Linked DNA regions of Homo sapiens: region 2 is linked to region 1. Evidence: chromatin contacts called from ENCODE Hi-C or POLR2A ChIA-PET data. All regions are on one chromosome and are shown on one strand. Each heading gives the region's core, a stretch centred on a gene start or an enhancer-like site at or near the end of the contact. The rest is flanking DNA. Distances are from core to core; before and after follow the strand shown.

Region 1 (5,620 bases), core at 111-2,610:
GATTCTCCTATCTCAACCTCCCAAGTAGCTGGGATTACACGTGTGTGCCACCACGTCCGGCTGATTTTTTTTTTTTTTTTTTTTTGTATTTTTAGTAGAGATAGGGTTTTACCATGTTGGCCAGACTGGTCTCGAATTCTTGACCTCAAGTGATCCACCCACCTCAGCCTCCAAAAGTGCTGGGATTACAGGCATGAGCCACCGCGCTGGCCTGCTGTCAATTTTAAAAGGTTTGGGTTCCCAGTGCTCAGAGTTCCTCATTGTGATGCAGACCTACTGCATGTGCAGCTTCCACCTGAGCTGCTCTCTGTTATCTGGGGAGCCAGGGGAACTGACATGAACAGGAAGCTCATGCTACCTGCTGTGCTATGAGGAATAAAGTTCTTCATTTCTGACTTCAACACCTTGTAATTTCTGTCAGCATCCAAGAAACTATGGCAGGCTAGCTTCTTTGCTAGCAGGTTGGGCAAAGTCTCAGACCCTTCACAGTTCTTGATATAAAGTCAAGTAGGTAGTTGAATTTCCAAAATGGAGTTCACAGGAATGGCCTGGGAATCATATGTCCTGGAACATCCCTAATTTGCAGACAAAGAGCCTGAACCTTAGGCATAAACAGCCTATCCAACGTTATGGCAAGGTTACAGCTGAGCTGAAGCTGGAACCAGGTCTATATTTTTATTGGTTAAGATTGAATGTGAAGTCAGACATTCTGGATTCAAATCTTGGTTCTTCTTTTTGCTACTTCTTGTTCTGTGTCCCTGTTTCACAATTTATGAAATCGAAATAATAGTACCTGCTTTAGGCCGGGCATGGTGGCTTACACCTGTAATCCCAGCAATTTGGGGGACTGAGGCAGGTGGATCACTTGAGGTCAGGTGTTCGAGACCAGCCTGACCAACATAGTGAAACCCGGTCTCTATTAAAAATACAAAACTTAGCCGGGCGTGGTGGCGGGCACCTGTAATCCCAGCTACTCCTGAGGCAGGAGAACCGCTTGAACCTGGGAGGCAGAGGTTGCAATGAGCCGAGATCACGCCACTGCACTCCAGCCTGGGCAACAGAGTGAGACTCCATCTCAAAAAAAAAAAAAAAAATGGTACCTGCTTCAAAGGGTTATTCTGAGTTTCACATGTTTTAGATTTTGTCAGGCATTTATCACAAACTTGGTGTGTGCACATACACGGAAATGCCTGGCACCCAAAAAATGTTCCCTCATATTAGGATAACTTATCAGTGCACTTTGTACCCAATATTGATGGACTCTTTCGTCAAGAGCTCATTAAAACAGAGCTGTCCTAAGAACTGGCACCTGGAGCCCTGTGAGAAACTGGCACCTGGGAGGGTTTATCTTGGCTGTGCCTCCTGATTAGAAGGTGGCAAAACAGGCCTCAGAGAAGCGGCTCACCCCTTCATGATCCAGTCTATCGGGAAATTTCTCAGAGGTATTAAAGCTGAATCTTCCAAAGACCACCAGGGACAAGCCTGTAGCCTGTTCAAATCGAACTTTTTGACTCGATGCAGTGAGAGGGACATTCCATAGGAACCATAGCATCCTGCTCAAAATGAGGGAGGAGAAATGCCCCTTTAGCAAGGTTTAGGATCCCACTGTAGGAGTCTGAGGCAGACCTAAGGGAAGCAGAGATCAGTTCTGGATTGGTTGTGGTGTCTAAAGTGGGGTTCATAGAAGCAGGGATTAATCACGACATGGGTGCTGTCGTAAACCCTTCCCAGTTGGGTATTGCCAGTAATAGACAAGATTCACAAAGCAGGTCTGGGGGCATCATTGGTGAGAAACCAGTAGTCACTCAAAGAGGGGATCCTTGTGATCCTTATGACATTTCAAACTGCAGCATGACCTTGGAGCAGCAGTCCCTACCATTTTTGGCACCAGGGACCAGTTTTGTGGAAGACAATTTTTCCACAGACAGTGTGTAGGGTGGCAGGGGGGATGGTTTCCAGATGAAACTGTTCCGCCTCAGATCATCAGGAATTCGATTCTCATAAGGAGAATCGCATGTACAGTTCACAGTAGGGTCCGTGCTCCTATGAGAATCGAACGTGGCTGCTGATCGGACAGGAGGCGGAGCTCAGGTGGTAATGCGTGCTCACCTCCAGCTGTGCAACCCGGTTCCTAACAGGCCACAGACTGGTACCAGTCTGCAGCCCGGGAGTTTGGGGACCCCTGCCTTAGAGAAATGATGATTCTCGTGACCTTTGCAGCTGGTCTCTCTGCCTGTCCTCTGAGCCTGATTCACAGCAGAGCCACTTTTTCCTTTTTCAGTTCAAACTGATTTCCTCTTTCAGTGCTGACATATTGTGACCCTCTCAGAGTTAGCGTGTTGTCCATCAGAATTTAGGAAGTTTGTTTGCACAATTGTGGAAACTGCCAATGGTCCAGGGTCACTGGTCTCTGAACCCAGCCTCTGTCGGTGTTCACGAGTTAGGGAACTCTAGTCTTGTTCACATCCTGGGCTGCCACCAATGGGTTCATATACATTGGCTTGTTTTTGTTTTTTAAATTTAATTGCTTACGTGTGTTTGTATATATATATGTGTGTGTGTGTGTGTGTGTGTGTGTGTGTGTGTGTATTTTTGTTGTTGTAGAAATGGGTCTCGTCATGTAGCCCAGGCTGGTCTTGAATCCTGGCTTAAAGCAATCCTCCCATCCTGGCCTCTCAAAATGCTGAGATTATGTGTGACCCACCATGCCTGGCCTTATGTGTGTGTTTAAATAGTAGTGACAGTGAGAGCCCTTAATTGGGCTTTCAGTGAAAATGCGGCAGAAGCTGCACCTAGAAGTTGCTAATGAAACTTCTAAGAACTCCTAGTTGGTATGAGGCTAAAGAGTGAAAGAGAGAGAAGTACTTCTGCCTCTATTTTTTGAAAGTCTGGGCCAAGTGCCAGGGCTATGTGTGGTCCCAGGACAGGCTAAATTAGTTAAAGAACTTTGGAGACTCCACGCATAAGCCTCATTTATTTGGGCTGTTCCAGGAGCAAACTTTAGTTTAAAGCCTTGGCTTGGGAAGGAGGAGCAGCAGGCCAGGATACAAAGAGCAGGACCACACCTCAGACCATGTGGCACAAGAGGGCAAGGCTGGGTGCGGTGGCTCAGGCCTGTAATCCCAGCACTTTGGGAGGCCAAGGCAGGCAGATCACTTGAGGCCAGGAGTTCAAGACCAGCCTGGCCAATATGGTGAAACCCCGTCTCTACTAAAAATACAAAATTAGCCAGTGTGGTGGTGCACAGCTATAATCCCAGCTACTCCGGAGGCTGAGGCAAGAGAATCACTTGAACCTGGGAGGCAGAGGCTTCAGTGAGCCGAGATTGCACCACTGAGCTCCAGCCTGGGCAACAGAGCAAGACTCCATCTCAAAAAAAAAAAAAAAAAAAAAGAGGGCATGCTCTCTGGCCAGGCTGGTACCTCCTCAGCTCTTCAGGTGTGGTGGTGCCTTTGGCCTCTATAATGGGGTGTGCAATACCTCAAATCCAGGGAAGAGAAAAGCCTGGCTAACAGAACTTATTTTGGGCTAAGAAGAAAAGCAAGAAGCCGGTCTTTACTTATGACAGTCACATCAGCAAAGCAACTTGGGAATGATGGAACTCGAGGATCTGTCCCTCCTATCTTTTAACTTTTCTTTCATAACTTGCCTCTCGTTGTGTGTTGTATTCTCGAAGAAGTCCTTCGCTTTATATTCTAGTTCACTGATTTGCTCTTGGATTGTGTCTTATCTGCTATTCAGCCCGTCTGTTGAATTTTTTACCTTTAAAAGCTATTTTTCTTATGCAAAACCTTTTCTTATCATCCAGTCCACATTCTGCAGGTGATACTGACTCTTAGCCCTCCAAAAATATTAACTATAGTTATTTTAGAACCCCCTTCTGCTTCGTTAAAGTCTCCTCATGTATAGAGATTACTGTCTCTCAGGACGTTGGTTTTCCTCAAATGTTTGTGATTGTTGATTATTAACAAATCTAAGTTTGAGAGTTCCTAATAACTTGATATCTTACTGTCCACATCATTGTGGGAAAAACTCTTGTCTAAAGGCAGGCCCTCCATGTGCTGCTACCTAGCTCAAAGAAAGACATGAAGCATTCTGGTTGCATTTTCCTCATCTCTATGTTGTGATGAGAGGATGATTTAATATGTCAAAACATTGAATTTTTATAGTCTCTTCATAACTGAGACTTAAACAGACATATATTCTGGGAATGTCAAAGAACATAAAAAATATTAAGCATTAAATTTTTTACAGAAACCACTATTTTGCATAGTGGTTTTTAGTAGTAAATCTTATCATAAAATAAGATTTTTTATGTTGTCAAAGATACAAATAATTAAAAATATATATTTAAAAAAATTAGCTGGGTGTGGTGGCATACGTCTATAGTCCCAGCTACTCAGGAGGCTTAGGTAAGAGGATTGCTTGAGCCCAGGAGGTGGAGGTTGCAATGAGCTGAGATTGCACCACTGTACTCCTGCCTGGGTGACAAAGCAAGACCTTGCCTCGAAAAAAAAATCCATATATATTTAGATAGATAGATAGATAGATAGATAGATAGATAGATAGATAGAGACAGATAGATATAAAGAATTAATTTTTAAAAACTTTTGTTTTAGATATGAGAGTAGGTTGCAGATAATCATATAGCATATTCTTTCTCATTTCCAAACTAATACTTAAAATAGCAACAAAAGGACCACCTCTCATTCTAGCTTCTCTTCAAAGTTTTTGTAATATTGACCCTTAAAAAAACATTCTCTGAAAACTGGCGAAATGCAATTAATAGTTTAAATCCTGTTAGTACCATCAATCCTTGAAATAATGGGTCCACATAAAATTGAATTTTTTTTAAGTTGAGAAAGTTGAGGTCAAATGTCTTTAGTTTATCCAATTTTGAGTTCTCAGCATTCTTCAGGTAAATAACCAAGGGCGCATAGAGTTATCCAAAGCTCAAATGTATTCTTATGGAAAAGTATGATATGAAGGTGTATAAGATTTGAACTAACAGAATTAGAATATTATATTCCTATTTTATATTACTGAACTTTAGATGAATTAATGTTTTTTTTTTTTTTTTTTTGAGACAAAGTCTTGCTCTGTCACCCAGGCTAGAGTGCAGTGGTGTGATCTCGGCTCACTGCAACCTCCACCTCCCAGGTTCAAGTGATTCTACTGCCTCAGCCTTCCGAGTAGCTGAAATTACAGGTGCCCGCCACCACGTCCGGCTAATTTTTGTATTTTTAGTAGAGACAGGGTTTCACCATTTTGGCCAGGCTGGTCTCGAACTCATGACCTTGTGATCTGCCCACCTTGGCCTCCCAAAGTGCTGGGATTACAAGCGTTAGCCACCACGCCCGGCTTGTTTTCTTTTATAATATCCCCAGGATCATAGTGAGCTTATTTAAAAGACAGGCTATGATAGTATCAGATGTCACCAGTTTTTAAAATATAATATTTCCCTTTATAAATATTCCCATTTTCCTCTTTCCTTAAGACAAGAAGAAATTCTTTTTTTTTTTTTTTTCTCTTTTTGAGATGGAGTCTCACTCGGTTGCCCAGGCTGGAGTGCCGTGGTACCATCTCAACTCACTGCAACCTCCACCTTCCAGATTCACGT
Region 2 (6,214 bases), core at 1,115-3,614, 61 kb before region 1:
ATCACAATGCCAACTTAGTTGTTGGGTGTAGTCTTCTGACCACCTGCAGACACACTGTCTCCTTTTGACTGCTGAAGCCACAATTTAAGGATGGAACATTCAAACTCGGCCCCTGCCCAAGCTCAAGAAATGAAATAGGAAACGCGTTTATCTAAACGGTTATATCAGGTTCTGTGTAACTCTCTTCAGTGTTTCCAACCTCAACAAAACCAAGTAAAGCCCCAGTGTACTCTGAGGGATAGATCATTCATTCGTGTGTTCAAGAAACACCCACGGATGTCACCGTCTAGGTTATAGGACAGCGGAGAGAGAGAACTCCAGGAAAGCGAGGTCTGGGACGGATTTTAGATTCACGTGAGAGAATAGAGAAAAATCTCCACTCCGACCTCGGGTACCAACACACAATATTTTAAAATAAAGACAGAACTAGAGGCCATTCTAATCACAGATGGGATCCCACAGGTGGGATCCGCCTCTCGATTCTGCGGATACTATCTGATGAAATAGCTCCGAGGGCCAATGTTTAGACAGACAAAACCATTTCATCAAAGTGCAATGGGAGAGAGGAAGAGGAGTAATGAGAAGGCATGTGAGCGGGGAGAAAGAAAAAGCCCGGGAGGCGAAAACGAAATCCACCCCCTTGCGCCCATTTCTGCCAGAGGTTTGCAGGACGTGTCTCAACCTGGCATCCCGAGTCCAGAACAAAAGCCACGGGGGCTGCGGCATGGGCAGGGGGAAGGCGCGCGGTGGCTGACGCGGGGCAGGGGCCCTGGCGAGCGCGGGAGGGGCGGTCAGCAGCCGCTCGCGGGGCTGGACTGGGAGCCCCGTGCGACTCCGGGTCTGGCGCCTGGGTCGGGGGTGGTTCCCGGGCCTCCCTCGGGGGTCGCCGAGGCCCGGCCTCGATAGCCCTGCGGCTGCTGCGAGCGCCTCCCGAGCTCCCGCCCCGCGGTGCTCGCTCCAGGAGCGGGCGCGGCGCTGTGTCCCTTTACCTGCGCGCAGAGGGTCGTCCGGTGAAGCCATGGCGGCGGGTTAGGGGCAAACGAGCGTCCGAGCGGGGCTGGCAGGCCTCCGGGGCGCGGGAGGACCGTGGGACCACGGGGATGAAAAGTCCTGCGGTTCCGACGCGCCTGGAGCAAACCGTGGCTCTGCGCGCCCCTGCCCTCCTCCGCCTTCCCCTCCCTTCTTCTTCTCCTCCTTCGCTTCTTCCACGAGCTCACTTCCTGCTTTGGCAATTAGCAAAGCCCCTTCGCTGCGCGTCCCTCGGTACCTCCCTCCAGAGGCGCGGGGCGGGAGCCGGGGTGCCGCGACCCGGGGCTGGGACGCAAGGCGGGGCCCCGAGTGTCCCGGGCGTCCCCAGCGCCCAGAGCGCGCGTCCTGCCCGGTACCCACGTCCCCCTGGGCGGGTCCTAGCGGGGGGCTGACACGACTGCCGCCCGGGACAGACTGCGAGCGAAGGACTGGCCTTAAGAAACGGCTGCAGTCGCGGGTCGCTTTCCTGGCTCCCTACTCACGCCCTCAGCTGAGACACCAGAACTCCCCTTACACAGGCCTGGGCTGAGATGCCCGCCGGCGATCTGATATTTAGACAAATTTCCTGATCTTTAAGCAGGCTCTGCCGCTGCATGATGGCACACGCTGGTACTTTCTATTTTGATTTTTCTTTGGCATTAGTTACTACATGACCTCCAGGGTGAGTGCTGCAGAAAAGGAGTGAACAGAAGTCGCCCAATACACACTCACAGCTTCTCTAGAAAAAACAGCTTCGGGTTCTCTCAGAAAAGATGGCTTCAAATATTTAAAATATTACGCTTAAGTGGGGTTTTATACCCATTACTTAAGTGAGAACACGTTGGAATTGGTTATGAAGAATATATTTAAGATTGCTACATTTTAACTAAAGCTATCATCCATCATAAGCCTATTATAGGAAGGCGACAGGCATTTTAAATTAAATAGGAATCTTTGAAGAGCTCTAAATAATCTTTCTCTGCCTTCACACATAAGAACAGAAAGATAAAAGTCGGGTCGAAAAAGATAATAATAGTATTTAGTGTATAATATATCCAAGAATTATCGTAAATAAGCAACCTCTGGCTAAAAACTCAGCTCTGAGAAATCCAGGAAGACAGCAAATGCCTACATACCCTCTTGGTGACCAGGAGCTTTAGTGCCTCTCCCCATCTGTTTAGTCGTCCTGAGGCCCATGGCGATGTTGAGTTTGGCTTCTTAATTCTCTGGAGTTTGCCATGGAAGAAGCAACAGATTGCGAGAAGATGCTCGCTGGTTGTCTGGCCAGAGTCAAACCTTCTAGATGAAAGCTCTCTGGGGAATTTGTAGGTGGGAGGATAAACTTCCTCTTGGTCTGCCTTCGGATAGGAAGGGAAATTTTTTTTAAGGGTATTTTATCTTAGAATCAATTTGGAGGTTTGGTTTGTGGTTCTTTCTGTACTTCTCATGGAGATGGAATTATTCTGACGTTGGCCGTCAGGAAACACTAGTTGAGTGAGCTTGTTAGCAGCCCAACCTCAAGCATTGCTATAAAGCTGGTTTGCTTTTTGAAACTCTGAAATGTAATTCATGTTTTTATCATTCCCATTCTGCATTATATCAAATAGAAGATGGTGGTATATTTTAAGGGTTTTTTTTTTTAAGGAAGATTGACTAGTTACGTAGTTATTACTCCCTTTCATTTTCATTTCCTCGTGCCTCCTTTCCTATGAATTGCAACGATCCCCATCATTACCTTTATTTTTCCCATGTGCTTTGCGAACTATAAAGTATGACGCAAATGGGTGCTATTGTTGTTTTGCACTTTACAAAAAAAGTAATTTAAAAATGATTCGCATTCACCAGAGTTCCCATACAATCAATTTGCTGTCACAATGTCCTTCAACTTTTATTTCTTTTGCTGTCCAAGAGTGTTTTAAACCACTATTGAAAATAGACATTTTTGGGCTGGGTGCAGTGGCTCACACCTGTAACCCCAGCACTTTGGGAGCCCAAGGCAGGTGGATTATTTGAGGTCAGGAGTTCGAGGCCAGCCTGGCCAATGTGATGAAACCCCACCGCTACTAAAAATACAAAAAACTTAGCTGGATTGGTGGCACATGCCTGTACTCCCAGCCACTCAGGAAGCTGAGGCAAAAGAATCGCTTGAACCTGGGAGGTGGAGGTTGCAGTAAGCTGAGATTGCACCACGGCACTCCAGCCTGGGCGACAGAGTGAGACTCTGTCTCAAAAAAAAAAAAAAAAAAAAAAGAAAGAAAGAAAGAAAAGAAAATGGACATTTTTAACATTTCCCGATAGTACCCAAACACTCAATCTCAGAGTCATGTGAAAAATTTCATATTTCCATAACTTCACTGCTCTTTGAGTGACCTCCAATTTTCCTTTTCCAATAAATGGAGATAGTGCATTTGGTAATCATGGAGTCAAATATGCTGGATTTCGCTGATGGACCTGTCACTCTAAGGTTGTGTTACATTAAGTAAGAAACCAAAACTGAGTCTGCAAGTGTCTGCAGGATTGTGAGAATTCACTGAAATAATGTTTATGTGAAAATACTGGCTGGGCATGGTGGCTCACACATGCAATTTCAGCACTTTCGGAGGCCAAGGTGGCAGGATTGCTTGAGGCAAGGAGTTCAAGACCAGCCTATGCAACATTTTGAGACCCAGTCTCTACAAAATAATTTAAATATTAGCTGGATCCCAGCACTTTGGGAGGCCAAGGTGGGTGGATCGCTTGAAGTCAGAAGTTCGAGATCAGACTGCCCAACATGGTGAAACCCCGTCTCTGCTTAAAATACAAAAATTAGCTGGGCGTGGTGACAGGCACCTGTAATCCCAGCTACTTGGGAGGCTGAGGCAGGAGAATCACTTGAATCCAGGAGGTGGAGGATCAGTGAGCTGAGATCATGCCACTGCACTCCAGCCTGGGTGACAGAGTGAGACTCCATCTCAAAATAAATAAATAAATAAATAAATACAAATACAAATACAAAAATTAGCCAGGTGTGGTGGCAGGCACCCAACTACTTGGGAGGCTGAGGCAGGAGAATCGCTTAAACCTGGGAGGCAGAGCTGCAGTGAGCTGAGATTGTGCCACTGCACTCCAGCCTGGGTGATAGAGCAAGACTCTGACAAAAAAAAAAAAAAATTAGCTGAGCATGGTGGTACATGCCTGTAGTCCCTGCTACTCTCGGAGGGTGAAGCACGAGGGTCACTTGAGCCAAGGAGTTACAGACCTCAGGGAGCTATGATCAGACCACACCACTGGGTGACAGAATGAGACCCTGTCTCCAGGCAAGCAAACAAACAAACCTAAACTAAGGCCTGTCATATAGTAGGTGCAAATAAACCAGCTACTTTCCTACCTTCATTCTTTCCTTGGAATTTAGTTTATTGAGAGAAGCTCCTATTGCCTTAGTTATAAGAAGTCAACCAATATTTATTACAGTGTTTGTACACAGCATGGAGCAATGGATTGATTGGTTTCATTCATTAATGCAATTTTAAAAATCTCACCCCCTCCCCATGAACAAAACAAAATTCCAAGCCCTGGGGAAATCCAAATGAGAAGTCCCTGACTGTTAGGAGTTTGTGGTCAAAAGAGATTTGCAAATACTGTTTTGCTATAGTACTGGAGAAATGAAAGTTTAAACCAGGAAAGATGTGTGTGTGGAAGGAGGCACTGAAGATGTATGGAAGCAAAGTGGCTTGGTCATGACCATCTCGGATTGACAGGGAAAGTTTCAGGCAAATTCCGAGGCTTTAACTCATGGGCACAAGGCTGCAGCCGTAAGTGTGGAAAGGACTGTTGGTCTCATGTCTTTTCACAAACAGATGACAATGATCAGAAATGTGCTGTTTTAAATGGGGGAAACAACAACTCAAAATATATTTTGTTTGATTCATCACAGAATACATGTTTTTGCTTATTTTATGCCATTTGAGGTAAGTGTTACAGTGAAATTTCTGCAATCTAAAAAGTTACATTATTGAACCACATGTGTCTTACTTCAAAGGATATGTACATTCCATACAGATAAAACCCAGCAAACTGGGCTGCTCAAGTGGGACTGATCTACAGAAAAGTGGCTAGAACCACGATGGTAAAATATAAATTTAGGAACATAAGAGACCCTATGCCTCAGAATGTGCCAGTTCCTACAGTTGAATTTGCTTGATATACCCTTAGTGAATCATATGTGATGGAAGATGCCCCAACAAGAGTTACTAAGTTTCCATGTCTCTGCATTTTTGGAACAGACAGTTGTTAAATTTTGCCCAGAGTGCTTTAAGGCAGTTGTACTAACTTCTGGTAATAGTGTCCAAGTTTTCTTCTTGAGAATCACTGTTCCCATCCTCAATCCAAGCAATTAGGTGGTGGCGACATCACCCCTGACTCCTGAGTCCAGGGGCTGGAATATGACTCAATTACAGCCTTTCAGGGCATTGCTACAGTGAGCCACTGAGTGGAGGAGGTGCGTGGGATCTTTACAGGGACAGGGGGACCGGTCTTAAAATAATTAGCCCAAGCTGGGCGTGGTGGCAGGCGCCTGTACTCTCAGCTACTTAGGAGGCTGAGGTGGGAGAATCACTTAAACCCAGGAGGGGGAGGTTGCAGTGAGTTGAGATCACACCATTGTACTCCAGCCTGGCGACAGAGTGAGACTCCATCTCAAAAAATAATAATAATAATAACAACTAACCCAAGAGCACACAGGTGGTAAGTGGTAGAAGGAAGGAGCAGGAGTGAAACATTTAGGAGGCTCTAGACTACTGACCTTCTTGAATGCCAGACAAAAGCATCTGAAACTAGTTTTTAGACAACAGGAAGCCAGGAAGCTAGTTTTTGAAAAGTGGCATGAGAAAATTGGTGTTTTGGAAGATTAATCCAGCAGCTGTGTGTAGGATGGAACAGAGCTAGGAGAGAATGCAGGGAGAGACCCTTTAATCCTTTTGATACACTGTAATTTATTAGAGTTGAATTTACATCCTCATCCAAATGCAGGAGAAACATATCAGAATTTTTTTTCCATACGTTATTGGGGTACAGGTGGTATTTGGTTAATGAGTAAGTTCTTTTTTTTTCTGAGACGGAGTCTCGCTCTGTCCCCCAGGCTGGAGTGCAGTGGCTGGATCTCAGCTCACTGCAAGCTCCGCCTACCAGGTTCACGCCATTCTCCTGCCTCAGCCTCCTGTAGCTGGGA

Evidence for each region. A loop is a pair of places that touch in the nucleus more often than their neighbours do. ChIA-PET counts read pairs that join two places held with the same protein, here RNA polymerase II (POLR2A).
Region 2: a map of psoas muscle shows a loop between it and region 1 (5-fold over the local background). The contact joins the promoter of EDARADD here to the enhancer-like site in region 1. A Hi-C loop is called at or near these places in 4 of 168 maps with a recorded cell type or tissue (MCF 10A, astrocyte of the cerebellum, endothelial cell of hepatic sinusoid and 1 more). POLR2A ChIA-PET finds 5 or more read pairs at or near these places in 6 of 52 experiments (CD4-positive, alpha-beta T cell, H1, IMR-90 and 3 more).

The regions. Positions count from the first base shown.
Region 1 is chr1:236,329,056-236,334,675 of GRCh38, reverse strand. No RefSeq gene overlaps it. Among named protein-coding and RNA genes, the nearest start is that of ERO1B, 50 kb to the right of the region's middle. Within about 2 kb of position 1,360, at least 3 of the 41 ENCODE cell types and tissues checked have a DNase peak (open chromatin) inside an H3K27ac peak, as active enhancers do.
Region 2 is chr1:236,390,436-236,396,649 of GRCh38, reverse strand. It overlaps EDARADD (EDAR associated via death domain), which reads right to left and starts at 2,364. Exons shown (of 6, transcript NM_145861.4): 1 at 2,145-2,364. The coding sequence starts at 2,205. RefSeq lists a silencer at 1,083-1,492 and an enhancer at 1,693-1,742.